Regions from separate parts of the Mus musculus genome. Here all the other regions are linked to region 3. A link is a loop called in an ENCODE intact Hi-C map of the cell type or tissue named here. Cell type or tissue: heart. All regions are shown on one strand. Region 1 holds the start of Zpbp (zona pellucida binding protein). Region 2 holds the start of Gm29945 (a long non-coding RNA gene). Region 3 has its middle 20 kb from the start of Fignl1. Region 4 overlaps Spata48 (spermatogenesis associated 48).

The links. Peaks named below come from ENCODE experiments on the same cell type or tissue, not always from the same donor. Only the 100,000 strongest peaks of a DNase experiment are listed, where the experiment ranks them.
Region 1: it touches region 3 in a loop (10-fold over the local background); 26 of 42 quality-filtered maps call a loop at or near these places.
Region 2: a loop joins it to region 3, with 9 times the contacts of the local background. A loop is called at or near these places in 21 of 42 quality-filtered maps.
Region 4: a loop joins it to region 3, with 7 times the contacts of the local background. A loop is called at or near these places in 14 of 42 quality-filtered maps.

The regions. Positions count from the first base shown.
Region 1 is chr11:11,459,370-11,464,369 of GRCm38, reverse strand. It overlaps Zpbp (zona pellucida binding protein), which reads left to right and starts at 1,951. Exons shown (of 8, transcript NM_015785.2): 1 at 1,951-2,306; 2 at 4,591-4,671. The coding sequence starts at 2,006. It overlaps Spata48 (spermatogenesis associated 48), which reads right to left and starts at 626. Exons shown (of 9, transcript NM_001347068.1): 1 at 1-626. The coding sequence starts at 114. In heart, CTCF peaks have their summits at 2,344 (motif pointing left) and 2,640 (motif pointing left); a DNase peak (open chromatin) is centred at 2,359; H3K4me3 peaks cover 1,474 bases; H3K27ac peaks cover 1,031 bases.
Region 2 is chr11:11,555,145-11,560,144 of GRCm38, reverse strand. Gm29945 (a long non-coding RNA gene) reads left to right here and starts at 2,217. Exons shown (of 3, transcript XR_381043.3): 1 at 2,217-2,346; 2 at 4,471-4,599. It overlaps Gm11998 (predicted gene 11998), which reads right to left and starts at 2,735. Exons shown (of 2, transcript NR_166079.1): 1 at 2,626-2,735. In heart, a CTCF peak has its summit at 2,830 (motif pointing left); a DNase peak (open chromatin) is centred at 1,344.
Region 3 is chr11:11,786,466-11,791,465 of GRCm38, reverse strand. No RefSeq gene overlaps it. Among named protein-coding and RNA genes, the nearest start is that of Fignl1, 20 kb to the left of the region's middle. In heart, CTCF peaks have their summits at 2,615 and 2,817 (motif pointing right); DNase peaks (open chromatin) are centred at 2,585 and 2,825; H3K4me3 peaks cover 323 bases; H3K27ac peaks cover 535 bases.
Region 4 is chr11:11,497,623-11,502,622 of GRCm38, reverse strand. The region is part of intron 7 of Spata48 (spermatogenesis associated 48); the gene reads right to left. Among named protein-coding and RNA genes, the nearest start is that of Spata48, 36 kb to the right of the region's middle. In heart, a CTCF peak has its summit at 2,508 (motif pointing left); no DNase peak of the experiment used is centred here.

The sequences.
Region 1 (5,000 bases), 330 kb after region 3:
GTAGTGCGGGTAATCTGGATGCTCAATAGCCTTTCCTTCTGAGAAGATGAACCTTCTAGGGATACTGATCTTCCCAGGCATGGTCTTGACCTCCATATCCATGTACTGTCTCATCAGTTTTGAGGATTATGAATTAAATTCCTTTGTTTTTTTTTTTTTTTTTTTTTTTTACCATTTAACTATTAAAAACCCATATTTCCAGTAATGGAAGATTAGGATTAATCCACCATAAAATTAATTCAATTTTCTAAATGTTAGTCATTTAAAAAGTCTTAAGGTAATTTTTTTCTGCTGAAAGGGAGATAGGCCAGTATAGAAATAGGACATAATAATAATAATAAAAAAACACAAAAAGAGCCTTTGCTGCTTGGCAACAGGTAGAACCATAGCTCACGGAACTACTTATTATGTACATCATAATGGAATTCTTTAGGCAAACCACAGAAAAAAGTCCTAGTAATATTTCCATTATACCTTTTTCTCCAATGCTCAGGAAACCAATACACACACACATGCACACACACACATGTATATGTAAAAATTTAACATGTTCATATTTTGTGGGCAAGATAGTAACTGAAAGAATATACTGAAGTTGATGTAGTGAATACATATACAGTCTCTCTCTTTCATATATACTCTCTCTCTCTCTCTCTCTCTCTCCTACACACACACAAACACACACACACAAACACACACAAACTAGAAATAACTTTTCGGGTTGGAATAAATTATAAACATTGGTATATGTTTAATTTAAATACGCTAACAAGGAAGATATAGTATACTGATTTTTAAGAAAAATAATTCATAAATCATAGCCAATGTAAAAGTCCATTCTTAAATGCCTTAAATTATCTGCAGTTTCTTTAAGTTACCACAATTCTTAGAACGAAAACAATGAGGTATTTATGTTATTTCAGTAAATGGCAGCATAAAAAACGATCTATTTTAAACGATAAGCATAGCAGTCCACTTAAGAGCTGTTTTTTAACTAGACAATTTGGTTTTGCATGAAAATTGCAACTAAGTTTAATTATTACAATCCGAAGGGTAATAGCTCACACCTCCTTAAATAAAGAAGGTAAGCTTCTACAAGAGTCAGGTATAGAATATTTAAATCAGATCAATTGTATGATAGTAAGGATAAGCAGAATGTAGCCACGACCACCTATGATGATGACTGAAAATTTGCAATATACAACAAAACAAGCAATAACGTTGAAATAAATGGGTAAGTTTTCAGCATAAGGTCCTGGACAGTTTATCCAAAACACGAAGGTCAGTAAGTTTTTACTCCACTCCGTATTACCCATCTCTTCATATTAAAAGTGAAAACATTTAACAGCCTGCTTCTAGTGTTTCTATATATTTGTATAAAATTTATTTTTATCCTAGTTGGACTATCATTAAATCCTTCCAAAGGCAGAAAAGATGTATGATTCTTTCAATTTAAATACATTCTCATTCTAAACGGTCCGTGAGCTGGTTCTTTATGTTTTCCTGAATCCAAGTTGAGGATGATCTTCCAAGCCGAGTACTGCATGAAAGTCAATGTCATCTAAGGTCTATTTCCTCCATTTTCCCATCATGCCACTTTTTAAGGCAATACCTTTAATTTCTCCTAGGTGTTCACTGCATGCATTTTCTATTAAGTCCCACACACTGATAATGCACAATCGTTCGCATTACAACAGTCAGGAACTTCATGCATTGGCATTACTATAGCCAGGAAGTTTATGAGAGGTGTACATTCATTAAGTCATCCGTTCTCAGGATCTGCTGCCATTAGGCACCTAAAGGCTGAAACTCAATCCACTGCTAAGGTAATAAGAGGGGCTTCTCCTCTGCACACAGACACCACGGGAAGGCAAAGGTTAGAACTTTGCGACACAAGATTCTTCTCGCTTTGGAATCTCAGACCAGCCAGGTTCTGGAGGGTTTCCTTAGTGGTGCGGGGCCTCGAAGTCAAGGGAGCCCCTAGGGGATCGACCTCTTGCCTCCCATGTGTACCCAAGCTGGGTCCCAAGCTAGCACACCTCCCGCACATCACCCGAGCGGAAGTGGCGCGTCCGTCGGTCCGTCCTTCCGGCCTGCCGTCTGCCAACTTCCGGCGGCGGGTGGGCGCGCGCCAGGTAACGACCTTCTGCGCCGAGGCTCGGCCGTCGGCGGCGTGTGGATGGAGGCCTTGGCCCCGGGCCGGGCTCCGCGGGGCCGGCGGCGGGCCGGGGCCTCGGGCTCCGTGCTCTCGCCGCTGTCGCTGGCCGCCGTCCTGCTCTGCGCCTTGCTGCGGGCGCCCCCTGCAGGTGAGGCTCGGCGCCGCATGGCGGGAGCTCTGGCTGCCGCGGCTCCTCACGAGAATTGCGTTGGCCCCGTGTCACGTGACTCCGACTACACAAGGACACCCTCTCTGGCAGGGACAGCCCCAGTGAGCCTAGTTTTGTGTAGGAATCTTGAAAACTACATTTGCATAGAAAAGACCTCTGTGGGCTCGTGAAGGAGGCCCTGCTCCAAGAGATTATCCGAACTTTAAAAGTGCCTTAATAAAACTTCAGTTCGTGGGTCATTGCCAGCCGTGTGTTTCAGAGCGAGTCTATGTAGCTCTGTATAGTACTGAATTTGTGCTGTGAACCTAGTGAGCTTTTAGACCATCCTTGATAGTGCAGCGCCCTCTGTTGGTTCTGGATGTAAAATGCAGGGTGTAGTTGGAAACACGTATCCTAGTTTCAAAAATATATATCGGAGAAAGAAATGAGCGCTTACTAGATTGGCTTTTTAGCTAGCAAGGTTTGGTCTCTCTCCCTCTCCCTCTCTTTATGTTGAAATTGTAGACTTACTAGCAATAATCTGTGTCCCATAGATCCTAAATGTACTAAAGGTACATTTGTCAGAGTTAAAGTTTATTCAAATAAGAGAACTATAAAGTAACCAAGGATACAGATGTAGAAGAAGTGTGAAGAAAGGGATACTGTGGTTAAAGGAAAGAAATGGGGCATGCTTACTAGTTTTTTATTTTTTTTTTAACTTGACACAATCTGTAGTTACCAGGGAATAGGAAACCTCAATTGAAGATTTGACTATCAGATTGACGTATGAGCGGTCTGTGGGGGTATTTTTCTTAATTGCTTTTGATGTGGGAGGGGCCGGTCCTCTGGGAGGTGGTGTCATCCCTGGGCAGGTGGTCCCAGGCAATGTCAGAAAGCAGGCTGAGCAAGCCAGAGGAAGCTAGTCGGTAAGCACTATTCCCCCGTGCTTCCGCTTAGCCTGCTGCCTCCAAGTCTGGGTTTGAGTCCTGGATGCCTTTGCTTTCCTGGATCGGAAAGAGAGGCCCCTTGGTCTTGCAAACTGTATATGCCTCAGTACAGGGGAACGCCAGGGCCAAGAAGTGGGAGTGGGTGGGTGGGGGAGTGGTGGGGGAGGGTATGGAGGACTTTTGGGATTGCATTGGAAATGTAAATGAAGAAAATACCTAATTAAAAAATGTAATACTAAAACAAAGCATAACAAAACAAAAAAGGAGAGAAATAACCTGCCAGGGGAAATCAGTCCTCACTAGTCTTCTCCCAGGTTGATTTGGGGCGTGGTGTTTATCACAGGCACAGAAAGGAAGCTAGGATGGGGAGAGGGATATAAAAGATTACTCTCATCGAACACTAAAGTTCAAGTGATGGGCACAAAGAGTCCTGTGAGAATAGATTGTCTAATTATTCTGCGTGAAAAAGATGGAGTTGAGTATGGCTCTTGGCCTCATACGTGGTAATGAAATTTGTGTTTTTGTTTAAAAACATTGCCTGACTTTCCTTTTTTTTGATAAGGTCTATCAAAAACAGGATAAGCTTTTAGTATCTTAACATGTAAACTGTGACTGGTAAAGGCTGTAATTACATAGCACTTCATATCTCCGATGATAATTCTATAAGGCTGCAATTGTCAGTCTCATTTTGCAGATGAAAACCCTTAGACTTGAAGTTTAAAGTAACTTTCCTGTGGCAGAATTTGCATTTAAACTCCACTGCGGCCTTTAATGCCATAGTCTCTCCTCTTTACCTGCTGCTATTGAGGCGATTTGGGAGTAACACTTTACAGTCATTGTATTGCATTCTCTACCTCTTCTGTTCACAACATCACACTATCATAAATGCTCATTCAACAACGAATGAAGACTATCAGGAAGTGTTTCAAAATCATTGTCTTAATAGTTTTCATGTTATAGGTGTAGTGCTTGCAAAGGATTCTTGACTTAAACACTGATGCTTCTATCAATGGAGTTTGGACCAAGGAAAGTCTTCCATGACCATCAATTAATGAGGTCATGCAGGAAGTCTGAGGGAGGAGGGGTTTGTGATATGGGCCCTGTAAGGTGGGAGACTATGGTAAGTCAGCACAGAAAGGCTGGGCTAAGATTTATAAGGGGTAAGCCACAACTATATGGAATTCTTTAAGGACTATGCAGAGCAGTAGGTAACATATCATAGGACACTGATTCATACTTCCTGAAAAGGAGTCAAGATAAACTATACTCTTGTTTTAGTACTTGGGAATGTTTACAAGACAAACGTTGATCCCTTGTTTTCTTCTTGTTTTTCATAGTTGGACATTTGGCTCGACTGCCAAGAAGTATCCACTTGACTCAAGATTCACTGAAAATAGTGGGATCGACACATTTTCCTGGTACTCATCAATAGCTTTTGAGTAATTGGAAGTTACTAGCATCTGTTTACAGGGTGACAGTCCTGCGGAACAGTGCCATGTTCCTCAGTGACTCTCCTTCTGCAGAGCTCAGTTAAATGGTTTGTTTTGTTTTGTTTTGCAGAGCTGGAGTCATCCAAGGGTAATTCTGTGTGCAAAGAAAAGTTATTTCTAAAAGTTATCTGAGGTTTCTTGTAGTGCTTTTACTTGTAATGTATGCACTACTCACTATGGTATAAAATGTGGGGATCTTAAATATGCTAAAATAATTTTCAATTGAGATTTAAATATAATAAAGATTTTGGATATAT
Region 2 (5,000 bases), 230 kb after region 3:
AAGCCTTTCTAATATGGAGCTTAAATGTTTGAAAATATTTAGTTCCTGAAAATGAGATACTGGAGATTTTAGAGGATATTATCACCAGAGAACCGTGAAACAAGTCAGGTTATAACACATAGCCACTACGGCTCCTTGGTTATGGTTATGTTTCTAAGATTGAAGTTTGACTCTCAACAGCCTAAGAGGCTGGCTGCTACCTTCTGCTGGTTTTGTTTTGTTTTTCTTCAAGAAAGAAAGTAAATAATTTTCCTTTTCTTTTTTCTTTTTTGAAGTGCTGGGTGTTGAGCTTATAGCCTTGTGTCTGGTAGATAAATACTCAACCACTGGGCTCCAGCCTTAGCCATTAGGAATCTATTTCTGATGAAACAATAGAGTCTTACAGATTTTCTGTTTTTGTTCGGACTGGGGACTCACACATGCTAGGCAGGCACTCTACCACTGAGTCACAGCACTGGCTTCATTCCATCCACTGCTGCCAGGGAGCAAACACGGATACCCGTCTTTTAATAGGGAGAGCAGGTAGCTTCCAGTGTTAATGAAATAGAATCTAGCGGACCAGCTCAGAGTCAAGGTGGGGAACGACCAATAACATCCTGGGAATGTATAGGCTTTCTTAAGATATGTGACCTCAGTTGAAGGATCCGAGTGGCTGAGAGTCAGAATGAGGAAGCTGGAACACACCAGCCAACACTGGTACAATTTGGTACCTGACTATAGGACCATATTTTTTTCTATTTATCTCTTAGCTAAAACCTGGCTTTCATGAGAACCTACTGACAAACTTACAAAGGTCTTTAAGATATCATGATTCCCACCTACAAAGTAATTTAGTGGCATTTTTCTCAGTTCTCTTTTTCAATTCCCTTCTCTCCCCAACCCTGACTGATCTGATCTCCTGTTAACTCTCAATGCTTTCTTGTCACTTTATGCCCTCTCCAAGACCCACCCATCACCGGATTCCACTGCCTAGAGCAAACACGCTGCATCTCTCTCTGGACCATGGACTTCTCAAGTCTTCCCCTCCACACTTGTCCTTCAATTTTGGCCTTAAATTCTCTCTCTGTGTCAACAGGCTCTCAGTTAGGTCTCCTTCTGGCCATCCCTCATCCTAAGGATGCAATCCAGTCTTTCAGGGCAGAGCCTGTCTTGTCGAGACTCTCCTGGTTTTTTTTTTTTTATCTAACATCCTCATATCTGCTCACTCCTAGACCTTCCTCTTTGCTTCCCCACTGGCTCTTCCCTCTGCCTGGAATAGCTGTTCTTCATGCACAGGCCTTTCACAAGTATCACTTCCTCAGAGAAGTGCCCTCTGACCGCACCCCTTGGCTCCACTCATCTCCAGTTTTCTGTCGTAATCAGTGGAAAAGAAAGTATCTGCAGCCAGGTTTTCTCTTTGCTGCCATTCTGTACCTGGCCACTCTCCTCTCCTTGAAAACTAAGAATCTCCATGAGAGCCTGGTCAATCTTTCCAACAACAGTCAAAGGGAGGCCTTCATGGGGTGTGGTCTGACACCTGCACAGTTCTTTTTCTGACACCGGGTCTCCCTTCTCCTTACACAGCTAGCTTGCTGCATGACCTTTGTGGAACATAACCTTTCCTTATCGACTGAGATCCTTGAGTTTCTACCTTGGATCACTCCTGAGCTCTCACCCCAGGAAGGTACAGCCAAGGCTGCTTTGCTTCCTTAACCTGATGTGTGCTGGATCATCCTGGGCCCTTGACTGGGCCCTTACTCTCATCCCTTTCTCCATGACCATGGCTTTTGCTAGAGGGATTCTGTCAGTCCCCTGTGAGTTATCCTCCAAAATCTCTGGGATAGACCTGGTGCTGATATGGATCCTGAGAGTCCAGAGGGGCAAAACCAGCAGCGTGTTTCCAAAGCATACTCACATCCCTTTTAGGAATCACAGCTATATCAGGCTATTCAAGACACTGAGATGGGAAGGGAACTTTGGCAGGAGTTGCTGTAGGTGTCCTTTGAGAGTAGGAGACTGGGAGGGTACAGAAAAGTAGGATCAGGATAATCCTGTACTGGATCCATAGACATCTGGCTAAGGGCACTCTATATTTCTGTTACATTACCAAGTCCCCATTCCTCTTGAGATGTTCTGGTACAACTGGACGGGTTACACTGTTGGCCTGTTATTCCGTGTTTAAGTACCACCCTCCTTGCTCCTTCCTCAAGCTGCCCCACATTTCTTCTAACGTTATTTCTCATCCTCTTTCACACACTGAACACTGCTGTGACCTCAGCCAGCTTCTATGACAAGCCACAAAGCTTCTGGTTGGCCAAGCTTTTCCACTGCCTGGAATAACCTCACTTTCCTCTCTGGCAGGCACACGTGAGTCACACATAGCTTCAAAATGTGGCTTAAATGTCAATGTTGCTTTGAACTCACCTGCTCCTCTTCCCCACTCACCCTCCCTCATCCCCAGCTCCCTTTGAACTCTTGTCCACAGGGTGAAACCTTAGGGCTGACAGTACCACCGAGTATATTTGTACATCAGTACAGTAATAAACAGGGGCATCTTGAGCTTTTGGGGAGCAGAGGTTGTCTTTGTTCCCTGGTGGTCTCTGTCCCTGACTCTGAGTCTTCATAGAGTGGATGTTCAAAACTTACCATCCCGGTAGGAAGGCACCGTTTAATTCCGTCACCAAGGAACTGTGAACACCTTGAAACTGATGATGTGGCAGCCACGGCCTCTACGGAATAGTGAAGGATGCAAGAATGTCACAGAGCTAACTGCAAAACCCCTTTGGCCTCAGTTTCTATCTTTAGAAGAGCCACTTGCCCGTTGGAGCCAGTTGCTACTGCCACCTGGCGTCCATTTACCTCATGTGCAGGCTGGGTTCAGTTAGAAGCTCAGTTCTTCCGGTAACTATTATTGTTACAAGGAGTAATTTGGAAATATAACCCCTGATTTCCTCCCATTCACCATGGCAGAAAAAAAAAATCAATCATTTTGAGGAGACCTTTTATTGTCTTCCAACTTATCATTCTAGCTTAGACATCGCAGCACTCAGAGACGACTTGAGGCTGAGGAATCGGCTGCTTCTGCAGCAACCTCAGGAGCCACCAGGCTGTCTGCATCTGCAGACCCGTGGGCAAGATGGATATGTATCGTTTTAGATTACTCATAGGACCATTAGCCTTATTTCCAAGGTCAGAAACAGTTTGGGTTTAAAAAGGCAAGCAGGCCTAAAGAGGCCACCTCCTGTAGCCAGGCAGGAACCCCAGTGGAGCAACAGAGACACCAACCCACCCACAAAACCCAAAAGTTAACCTGTCTATGAGAAATGCAGACACAGAAGATGCAGCAGAGACCTTGGGAAGGGACAGTCAATATCCAGCCCAACACGAAACCCATCCCATGGACAAGCACCAATCCATGACACTATTAATGATACTCTGTTATGCTTGTAGACAGGAGTAAGCTGTCCTCTGAGAGGCTCCACTCAGCAGCTGATTCAGACAGATACAGACACCCATAGTCAAACAATGAATGGAGCTTGAGAACTCTTATGGAAGAGTAGGGGGAAGGATTGCTGCCCTGAAGGGGATAGAAACTCTACAGGAAGACCAGTAAAATCAACTAACTTGGACCCTTGGGGCTCTCAGAGACTGAACCACCATCCAAAGAGCATACACAGGCTGGACCTAGGCCTCCCTGAACATATGTAGCAGAGGTACAGCTTTGTCTTCAAGTGGGTCCTGAACAACTGGAGCAGGGCTATCCTAAAGCCGTTGCCTGCCTGTGAGATGTGTTCTAGCTAGGCTGCCTTGTCTGGCCTCAATGGGAGAGGAAGTGTCTAGCTTTGAAGAGACTTGACTTGCCAGGGTAGGGGGAATAGCTGGGGGAGGCACCTGTTCAGAGAAGGGGAAGGGAAGATGGGGGAAGGATTGTGGAAGGGGAGTCTGGGAGGTGGGCAGTGAGCAGGATGTAAAGTGAATAAGTAAAAAGAATTAAATTAAATTAAATTAAATTAAAAATTTTGCATTTTGAAGGAGGGGGAGAGGAAGCCAGCAGGACCCTTTAGTGCTCAGCTCCAGGTCTCTAACCAGGCATGTAATTTGCAGAGGCCCACATGACAACAAGTGGCGATGTATTTTAGAGAGCAAATCCAATCACCTGGTGAAGCTGTTTCTCTGCCGCTGTGACTTCGTAAGAGTGAGATGAGCAGCAACTGCCATTTTCTGCCCAGCATCTCCTCATTGGCACGATTATTTTAGAAAACAATAGTGTCTCCTTGTTCTTTGATCTTCACAACAGCAAATGGAACTCTAGAGTTCAGGAATGAAGTTCCTCTCCAAGCCAAGGCTCTGTCAGCAGCCTGGTCAGACTGTCTGGAAGGGCAGCCGACAGGAAGTCCGTTAGGCTTCTTCTGGGCTTGGATGTGTCCTCGCCAGGAAACTGTCCTCTTCTGGCTGCAGCTTTCAACTTGCGATTCTCCTTTTTCTCCCCAGCCGACCACAGGCAGGTGGAAATGGAAGATGCCAGAGAAGCCCAGCAAAGCTGAATGCGGCTGCACCTTGCAAAGACCTTTTGTTCTGTATATCGACAGTACAAAGTATGGTTAGAGATGGAATGCTGAGGTGGGTAAGAGAGTCTATCTCAGGTTGGCATATGGCTTAGTGAGTAAAGGCATGTGGCACCAACCCTGACAACCTGAGTCTGACCCCTCAGACCTATACAGTAGAAGAATAAAGCAACCCCCTCTGGCTTCCCTGGGTGGGAATGCTCGAGTGTACACACACACATACACACACACACACACACACACACACACACACACCAATAATTAAAAAATATTTAAAAACAGAGTCTGTTTGCAGGAATATTTCCATAGGAAAAGCTGAGTCTTTTGGTACAAAGGGCTATACCACCAAAGCTCTAGGCTGAAGATCAGAAAGAGAGACAAAGAAAGGTAAGTATCCTCTGAGATAAAATCTTGTCCTGATACCTTGCTTTTTCTATCCACAACTCAGTGGTTGGT
Region 3 (5,000 bases):
ATGTAAATCCACTGCAGCTGTCTTCAGACACTCCAGAAGAGGGCATCAGATCTCCTTACAGATGGTTGTGAGCCACCATATGGTTGCTGGGGTTTGAGCTCAGGATCTTCGGAAGAGCAGTGTACTGGCTAGTTTTGTGTCAACTTGACACAGCTGGAGTTATCACAGAGAAAGGAGTTTCAGTTGGGGAAATGCCTCCATGAGATCCAGCTGTAAGGTATTTTCTCAATTAGTGATCAAACGGGGAGGTCTCCTTTGGGTGGTGCCATCCCTGGGCTGGTAGTCTTGGTTCTATAAGAGAGCAGGCTGAGCAAGCCAGGGGAAGCAAGCCAGTAAGGAACATCCCTTCATGGCCTCTGCATCAGCTCCTGCTTCCTGACCTGCTTGAGTTCCAGTCCTGACTTCCTTGGTGATGAACAGCAGTATGGAAGTGTAAGCCGAATAAGCCCTTTCCTCCCCAACTTGCTTCTTGGTCGTGATGTTTGTGCAGTAATAGAAACCCTGATTAAGACAAGCAGTAAGTGCTCTTAACTGCTGAGCCATCTCTCCAGCCCTCAATTACTTTTTAAAAAATATATTTATATGAGTACACTTAAGCTGTCTTCAGACACACACTAGAAGAGGGCATTGGATCCCATTACAGATGGTTGTGAGCCACCATGTGGTTGCTGGGAGTTGAACTCTGAACCTCTATGAAGAACAGTCAGTGCTCTTACCCGCTGAGCCAGCTCTCCAGCCCAATTTAATTACTTTAATAGATGTATACATAGTCAATGAAAGAAATAGTCTCCTTTCACTGAATAAAAGGTACTGCTTATTCTAGAGACAAATATGAGTGAATGACTGGGATCATAGATTTGATCCCTCCAAATACCATGAACTTTTTACAATAATTTAGCAAAGAAAGCCATACATGAAGGCACCTTTCAATACATTAATAGGTATTTCAGGTAGGGGTCTTATAACAAGATGGGAGAAATGCTGCTATAGGTCATGAAGTCGATGCTGACATGCTGACAATACTCTTAACTCTTTGAGTGCTGGAGTGTTAATACATTCCTAAACTTTTTTTTTTTTTTTTAGCCTGTAAGGATGTGAGCTCCAACACAGAGTGGGGCAGGGAATGTCTATTCAGCAGGCTCCAGATCACCCAGGAAAAATTGTCATCAGCATTTACAAAGAGCAACAGTCCAATTTCTTCACACCACTATCCAGTCAATCAGCCTTTGAAGACTTTTCCCCCTAGGATTTCTTTTGTAGGAATTTTTATTCACACACACACACACACACACACACACACACACACACACACACACCAGACTTCCTGTCACTGCGACCAGATACCTGAGCAGGAAAGATTTATCTTGGTAATAGTTTCAGAAGCCTCAGTCCATCGAGGCAGTGAGGACAGGGTGAAGAGCAGGTCAGTCATCTTGTGGCCAGGAAACAGAGAAGGAATCCCTGGAAAGCAATGGACGTTCTCCTTGCCCCCTTTATTCCACCCTGGCCCCAGCCTATCCATCTGCCATTCAGGGTAGCTTGAGCCGTCTTTGTTCATATCTCGAGCATGCCTTCACAGATGCACCAGGAAGTGTTCATCATTAATCTAAATGATTCTAAATCGAGTCAAGCTAACAATTACATCACCACAGTATGCGTCTCAAGTCAGAAAACACCTTTGACTTCTTTTGTAATTCTTTCTACTCACTGCACCTGACTCTCAAGCAACACCGGACAACTACTGAATTGCTTTTTAACATAAATGTTAGTTTGCATTTGCTAGAGTTTTCATAAACCACATATTGCAACCTCTTAGTTGATTTCATCAAGGGAATGCAATTACTTACTATGTTGGTGCAAATATTAGGGTTTTTTCCTTTCTTTTTTTAGTATCCATGATATGCACATAACACAGTGGACTTTTTGGTTGTTGTTTTTAATCCATGCACATTTGAAGGATATTTGGGGTTTTCTAGCTTACAAACATAATTGGTAAACACAGAGCTGAACGGTTAGTGGTAATTTAGGTGCCTATTCAAAAAACGCACAAACCCAACTAGGGGTTAAACTTTTTTTCACAGAGAAATGACATTAAAACGCTTATAGCACACGGGTCGGCATCATATACTCCAAGTGGATGTTCATCTTCCTCATAACTCTCTGGGTTGGTCTCACGGTGAAGTTAGTCTGGATAACGAGATGGCAGGCTCTAAACAGTGCTGAGGGTGTGTGTGTGTTTGGGGTGAAGAGAGTCCTGTGCACTGCGCTGTGAATTGATACACCTTTGCATTTCGTTTTCCCCTACAGCCACCCCAGAGACAGAAGATGCCCTTCTACTACAGCCACGGAGAGTAATGAAGCCCTCTGACAGCTCACCGAAGCTCAGATTTGCTCCCTTGGGATTTGAGCCCAGATCTGTTAACATCCCGTCATTTTCTGTCATACTCACTCATGAGTTGGTCAGTGTCACTGGCCAGTGTGGTGAGCAGCCAGCTCTTAGAATCTCAGACTGCATTCTGAGCTAGGTTTTTGAGATAGGCAGGCTCCACCTGCTCTGACCAGCAGAGGTCAGGAGTGTCCATAGGAGCAGCTAGAGGGTTCTGGGCTTCCCCACAGTCCCTGTGGGCCTGGCATTAACAGTGTTTATACAAGAACTGGTTTCAGTAGGCCCAGTTGTTGAGTTCTTAAGGTCAATTTCAAAAGCAAGGTTTTAATTTCAAAACTAACCCACAAGTAAAGGACTCTCACAAAGCATATTTAACTAGGTGGTAAGCCTGTGCCTGGCCTTAAAAGGCCGCGCTGCATTCCCAAGCTCCCTTTAAGACCAGTGAAATCGGCTTCCCTATCTTGCCTTCTGTTGCCACTAGGGGGCGAGCGCCTCTCAGATTTTCCCCGGCGCTCGGCCAGGGACTCTATCCTTCTGTGGAAAAAAGTTTGAGTTTTGGTAGGTACCCTTGCAAGGAATTCCAACCTAGATGTTAGAAATTTTCAGTCTATTGATTTGCTGAAAAAGCTCAGGTTTGAGAGTCTTTTTCGTATTTTAACAGTGAGTTTAGGTCCTTTAAAACTCATAACTTTGTTGTTGTTGTTGTTGTTGTTTTTTGTTTGTTTTTCTTTTTCGAGACAGGGTTTCCCTGTATAGCCCTGGCTGTCCTGGAACTCACTCACCAGGCTGGCCTCGAACTCAGAAATCCACCTACCTCTGCCTCCCGAGTCCTGGGATTAAAGGCGTGTGCCACCACGCCTGGCTTCATAACAACTTTTTAAAAATGATTTTATTCTTTCAAAATTTTATACATTTAAATAATGCATTTAATCATATCTATCTACTGATACCTCCCTCCACTCTCCCCAGAGGCCTTTACCCCATCACCCTACTCCTTTTTTTTTTTTTTTTTAAATTGACAAGCCCCGAGTCCTCTTAATGCTGTCCAAATGCAATGGGTGTGGGTCTGTAGTGGGTTCCTACCACAGTAGCCATCAACTTCTAATAACTCCTCCGCTAATGGGATCTTGGGGATGTCTTCCTCATTTATGCTGGAGTTTTTACTGGCTTACTCTTGTGCAGGTCTTGCACTGGTGTCCACAGGTGCTGTGAGCTGATGTGTTTGGCTGCCGTGTGTGGCGTATCCAGAAGCCAACATCTCCCAGCTCTGCCGACAACTCTTACATTCTCTCTGTTCACTCTTCTGTGCTGTTCCCTGAGCCTGGGACGGAGGAGGCTCAGGCAGGTGAGTGATTCATCCACAGCTGAGCCTGAGAGTTCATCATCCTTGGCACTGGCAGGGGAGCCTGCATTCACTACTGCTCACTGCATAAACCAAGAAAGTGGAGAGCACTGCGGATCTACGCGGTTGGCGTTGTGGCCTCTTGGTTGATTTTTTTTTTTCCCTTTAATGAGTGTGGAGTGGCCTTCCTTATCTGACTATATTTGGTTTGATGTCATTTTGTCAAATATTAGAATAGCTGTGCCTGTATGTTTTTTAGTTGCATTTCCCTGGAGTTCCCTTTTCCATAAATAAATTGCTTTATCCTAATGGTACTGTTGTCCCCCCTACCCACCTGAGTCAGGGTTTCTCTGTGTAGCTCTGCCTGTCCTGAAGCTCTCTTTGTAGACCAGGATGGCCTCCAACTGGGATATCCTCCACCTTTTACCTCCTGAGCACTGCAATTAAGGGCGTGTGCCCCCACAGCCAGCTTGACACTGTTTTTACTTGACGGTAAGTTGTGTTTATTGGACTACAGTGTTCCTTCCAGTATCCTCTGCAGAGCTGGCTTTGTGATCATGTCTTCCTTTAATGTTTTTTTTTTTTCATAGAAAGTTTTAGAAAGTGTTTTATATTCTTTAATTAGATTATAAATTAGTGGACTTCTATAAGGCTTCTTCATGCATCCTTCTCCCCATCACCCTGTTCCCATCCCTACTTGAAACTTTAACTATCCCCCTGTTCTCTTATGTTGTCCTAGGCCTATTATCTCTCTGATTTTATATTATATATAATATATAACATGCATATACATATATATTACATGTATACTTTTTGAAATGGGATCTCACTATGGAGTCCTAGCTATCCTGAAACGTGTTATATAGACCAGGCTGGCCAAAAACTCACACAGATCCTCCTGTGTTATATAGATCAGGCTGGCCAAAAACTCACATGGATCCTCCTATCTCTGCCTTCCAAGGCCTAGATTAAAGGTATGCACCATCACACTGGGCTTAATGGTATTCTTTTACTTGATCCATAAAGCCACAGATTTCCATATGGCTTCTACATACATCCTTCATTTTGGTGACGTTTAAGTGTCTGGTGGCATAGGCCTGTAATTTACAGTTGCTTGTTAGGCTAAGGAAGGGTGACTGCTTCACTTGTGACAATGCAGCTCAGGTAATAAGATGCTTAAAGCCCAGGTGCCATGCCTAACACCACACTCCTTCTATTTGCCGGGTGTTAGATTTCCAGCAGATGGGTTTCTCCTGCAGGTTGTCTCTCTAG
Region 4 (5,000 bases), 290 kb after region 3:
TTGGGTTCAGCCTCGGCAAACATCTAGGCCATCTCTTGTGTAAAGAGGCAAAGTCAGACTGAAGCAAAAGTGATCCTTACCTTAATTTCCTGTTTGATTCAGATTAGAAATGGGGATTAATTAAATAATTTAAAGAAGTTCCTGACTATCATTCATGCCCAGGAAAGGCATTGAAAAGAAATGTCACTCAAGCTATTCTGAATTCCTGTTCTACCTTATGAATAGGTTGGATTCTCTTGGTCCCCAACCTACTCTCAAGCTATAAGTTCCCTAACTTTGAATGCCTCCTTTATTTTTCAAAATAGTGTGAGCAAGCCAGAAGTGCAGAAACCAGTTCTGTTCCCGTTCTGCAGACAAGGAGGCTGAGGTCAGAGAAAATGACATGAGGAGCCCCAAATGGCTTGTTTCAGGTTACATCTAGATAATGGATCTTCCACAAGTGCCAAAATTAAGAAACTGTCATTTATAATGAGAAAACATGTCATGATTCTGTTTGTATGGATGTGTTATATATGTATGTAGGCATAATTGTAAAGAAAATATATAATGCAGAAGTTATTTTTCCTTCATTGGTTATAACAGGAAAATGCTTTAGTGAGAAGTTACTTATATAAACTTGGTGTAGTGTCTTAGAGGAATATTATGCAACCATTCAATGAATTGTGGAGAAAACGATCAGTGTTTATTTATAAATCTTACATTCATGCAAACTCTGTGTGTGAATATAGACACACCATGACATATATCACAGACTTCATAGACACATAGATAAAGGATCATCAAATCTCCAACACTGGTGTTAAAAACCAAAGAGACAGTTTACTTCCTATACTTTAAAAATACTTGGATTACTGTTCCATCAGGATATGTAGATGTTAGAAGGTGAGCTATGCTAATACTAGAGGTGAGCACAAACATGGGATAGTTGTATCAGCTCTGGAAAATGACTAAACAACTGGTTTGAGAATGCTGCTAAATTTTCACCTTGTAATCTATTAGAAAGGAATCTCCATTAAGGAAATAGTTTTAAATCATGAAAGACATATGTAAAAATATTTGAGGGGATTATGTATAATAGCAAAAAGAGAAAGGAAATAATTTATATATGAATTTAAATCCCTCAAGTACACTACATTTGAAAGAACAGAAATGGTGTTTAGGAAAGTCTATTTCACAATCATGCTGCAATGCAGAGGTAGTGCTTGCTCCCTGGGGCATATCACAGCAATGGGTGCTCCTTGTGGCATATCACAGCAGTGGGTGCTCCCTGGGGCATATCACAGCAGTGGGTGCTCCCTGGGGCATATCACAGCAGTGGGTGCTCCCTGGGGCATATCACAGCAGTGGGTGCTCCCTGGGGCATATCACAGCAGTGGGTGCTCCCTGGGGCATATCACAGCAGTGGGTGCTCCCTGGGGCATATCACAGCAGTGGGTGCTCCCTGGGGCATATATCAGCAAGAGTGAGAAGGGCATATGACAAGCGGGAAAGGTGAGTCTAATAGCAGTTATGTTCTCATGGGAGAGTTTGTGTTTGCTATTGTTTTCTGCACTCAATTCTTATTATGATCAAATTCAATTCTACAACAGAAATAATGAATTACATTTTAAACTGTTGAAGTGTTCTTCACCAATGTAGTCCAGATGACCTGATAACTAGGAAAAGAAGAGGGAGGAGGAAGAGAAAGGAGAAGGAAGGAAGGAAGGAAGGAAGGAAGGAAGGAAGGAAGGAAGGAAGGAAGGAATCACCTGAAGGAAGTTTGAAAGATAATGCCCTGCTAGGGGTGGGGGTGAGGGTGGGGTAGGGGCGTGGGGTGTTGATCAGGACACTGTAAATCTACTGGGTAATGTTTTGTGTTGCTGAAGGACAGCATTTTGGTAAATGTAAGGTCATGATTAAGCATCAATCTTCCAGACCCTAAAGAATATCACAGGGTACATTTAGGTAAGAAGTTCCTTTAAGCTGGGAAACTTCAAAGAAAGTCATGCTTGCATTTGAATAGGACATTTGTTTGTTTGTTTATTTGTTTTCCCCTACTTGGTACAAAATAAAAATTTGAATTTCCGTATTTGAGACTTTATTGAGATGAAGACATATTTTATAAATTCTATAATTTTGTTAGCCCAGTGTGATATTGTACAAAATACATAACATTTAATTTGAGACCTATCTGTAGGTAGTACAACTACCAAGTGGGCAAGCAGGAGATCAGCACAAAGCCAGATGCGGGGCTTCTCATTTGGAGCATGGAAGGAGATGGCGAGGTTCCCGGGGCACAAGGAGTTCAGAAGAGTTCACTAGAAATCTATTTCGCGAGGTCGGTGTGGACACACACACAGGCATTTACTTCGCAGTTGAGTGTATTAAGAACGACACTGTGTGTCACAGCATCCATAAACACTTCATGATAAAAATGGGCAACATTTGTTGTGTTAAAAGGTTATGATTCTGTTAAAAACCAGAAAATCAATCACGAGAAGAAACTTTGCAACCTGGGACGCCCTCTAGCGCTCATATCGGAGAAACACAGCTAAATGTCAGTTGTCTATGAAAACACAAGCTTCAGCAAGATAAGGTAAAAGGCACTCTCCCAAGTTCTTCAAAGAAATGCCCTGTTTTTACATTTAAAAAAAAATTAAATGCCTCTTATTTTCGTTTCAGCCTCTTTTAAGAATGACTCCAAGGAAAGTTTGATTTCAAAAGCAAGGTTGTCTCACAAAACATTTCAAAGTTTAAGTATATACTTGAATAAAAAGAAACATTACCAAAATCTTATGCTTGGTGAACACTTTAAGGTTGGCTTTCTCCTTTCAATTTTTTAAAAGAATTATTGTTTAAATAGTAATGACTTCCTTGCAGAATTTATGGGAGAATTTTACACTGGCTCCCTCAGACTTGACAAATGGTGGTAGGTGTCATCAGCCTTTGGAGTGCTACATGTAAAAATGACATCTCCACAGTCATGGGTCAAAAAGCAAAGTCAGTTGTGTGTGTGTGTGTGTGTGTGTGTGTGTGTGTGTGTGTGTGTGAAATCGTCTGTCCACCAAGAGTTTTAGCTTGTTGGAGGCAAATTCTTTTCTATTTTATATCTATATTAGGACAGCTCTTAGCTCTTCCAGCCCTAGACAGACATGCTTAATTAAATTCCTCGATAAAACAATTTATATAAATGTACTAAAGCTAAAGTTAATTTTGAAGGATATTTTATAGCCTGACAGAGAGGAAAAAGGAATTAGGTTAAATTAATAATAGAAATAAACAAAATACAGGAGATTTTAAAAAACCAAATATTTAACAACAGAATATAGCAGAAGGTGATCCAATAAGAAATTTCTCTACTTCTGTTTGTGGGCATAACATCTTTTAAAAGATAAAATTAATTAACATTCAGCTAGTTGCAACAATTTATGCCATGACTATATGAAGTCCTTGGTAAGAGCTGTCAATCACAGAAACCAATGTGAGAATTTCTCTAACATTTGACAACTCTGTAGCATGGAAGAAAGATAATACAACCACTGTTTCAGATAACTGAATAAACAACATAACTTTAAAAATGTGCCCCTCAAAATGACCATTTCTTGTCCTTGTGTCTAAACAATGTAGTATGACAGCTACTTAGATGCATGTACAGTGTACTAGCTATCACAAGAAATCTAGGGAGGATGCACACAGTATGTTTTGCCAAATATTAAAGCATTTTATATATGGATTTGAGCATCTTCAAGTTTCAATATCTGCAGGTCTTTGGACCCAAATCCTCTGACCCTAAAGCAAAGCTCTGAGCCTGTATGTATACGCTATATACATTTTCTAATACTTTTATTAGGTATTTTCCTCATTTACATTTCCAATGCTATCCCAAAAGTCCCCCATACCCTCCTCCCCCCCACTCCCCTACCCACCCACTCCCACTTTTTGGCCCTGGTGTTCCCCTGTACTGAGGCATATAAAGTTTGCATGTCCAATGGGCCTCTCTTTCCACTGATGGCCGGCTAGGCCATCTTCTGATACATATGCAGCTAGAGACAAGAGCTCCGGGGTACAACAGCCATAAACAGTTGTGGAGGCTGAACATGATGTCCCCATCATAGTCTAGGGAGTTTTAATATTTGGTCCCCAGTCTGTGGCACTCTTTGGGCAGTTTAGGAGGTATGACTTTTCTGAAGGAAGTACATCATGTAAGCCAGGCTCTGAGGTTTCAAAGCCTTGCACCAGTTCCATTGCTCTTGCCTTTCCTTGTTTGTTTGTTTGTTTGTTTGGTTGGTTGGTGAGCTCTCAGGTTGCTGTTCCAGCTGCTTCCTCCCAGATAAGATCCACTCATAAATAAACCCTTCCTACTGCAAGATGCCTTGGCCATGGTATTTCTATTGCAGCAATAGGAAAGTAACTAATTTATCAATAGGAAAGTGACTAAGGTAACAATAGGAAAGTAACTAAGGTAACAATAGGAAAGTAACTAAGGTAACAATAGGAAAGTAACTAAGGCAACAAAGGGAAGTTTCTAAGGTAACAATAGGAAATAAGGCAACAAAGGAAAGTCTCTAAGGTAACAATAGAAAAGTAACTAAGGTAACAAAGGAAAGTAACTAAGGTTACAATAAGAAGTTACTAAGGTTACAATAGGAAGAAACTAACATAACAAGGAAAACATTTTATAACATCTACTATAGAGGGATGTGCAGTAGTCTAGCTTGTTTTCTGACTCACCATAATGGTGCAAAAGTGGTATGTATTCAGTAGAAAGCGTGCCTTGAGTTTGAATGCAGGTCTTTTCCCTGGCTAACTCTATGAGATCCAGTTCTCTGTTACGTTGCTAGGGTGCAGCATGGAACCATGAGTCAGGTGCAGGATCCCAGACAGGAACAGTTCCAGTCCCATAGCATTGTGTGTTGCCAAGTGAGAATGACTTAGGATGGGTTTATGCAATCTTAGGACAAAGAAGGTCTGTCTGAGTCTATACATTCTATGGCACAGTTTCTCAGACTGTGCATCATGCC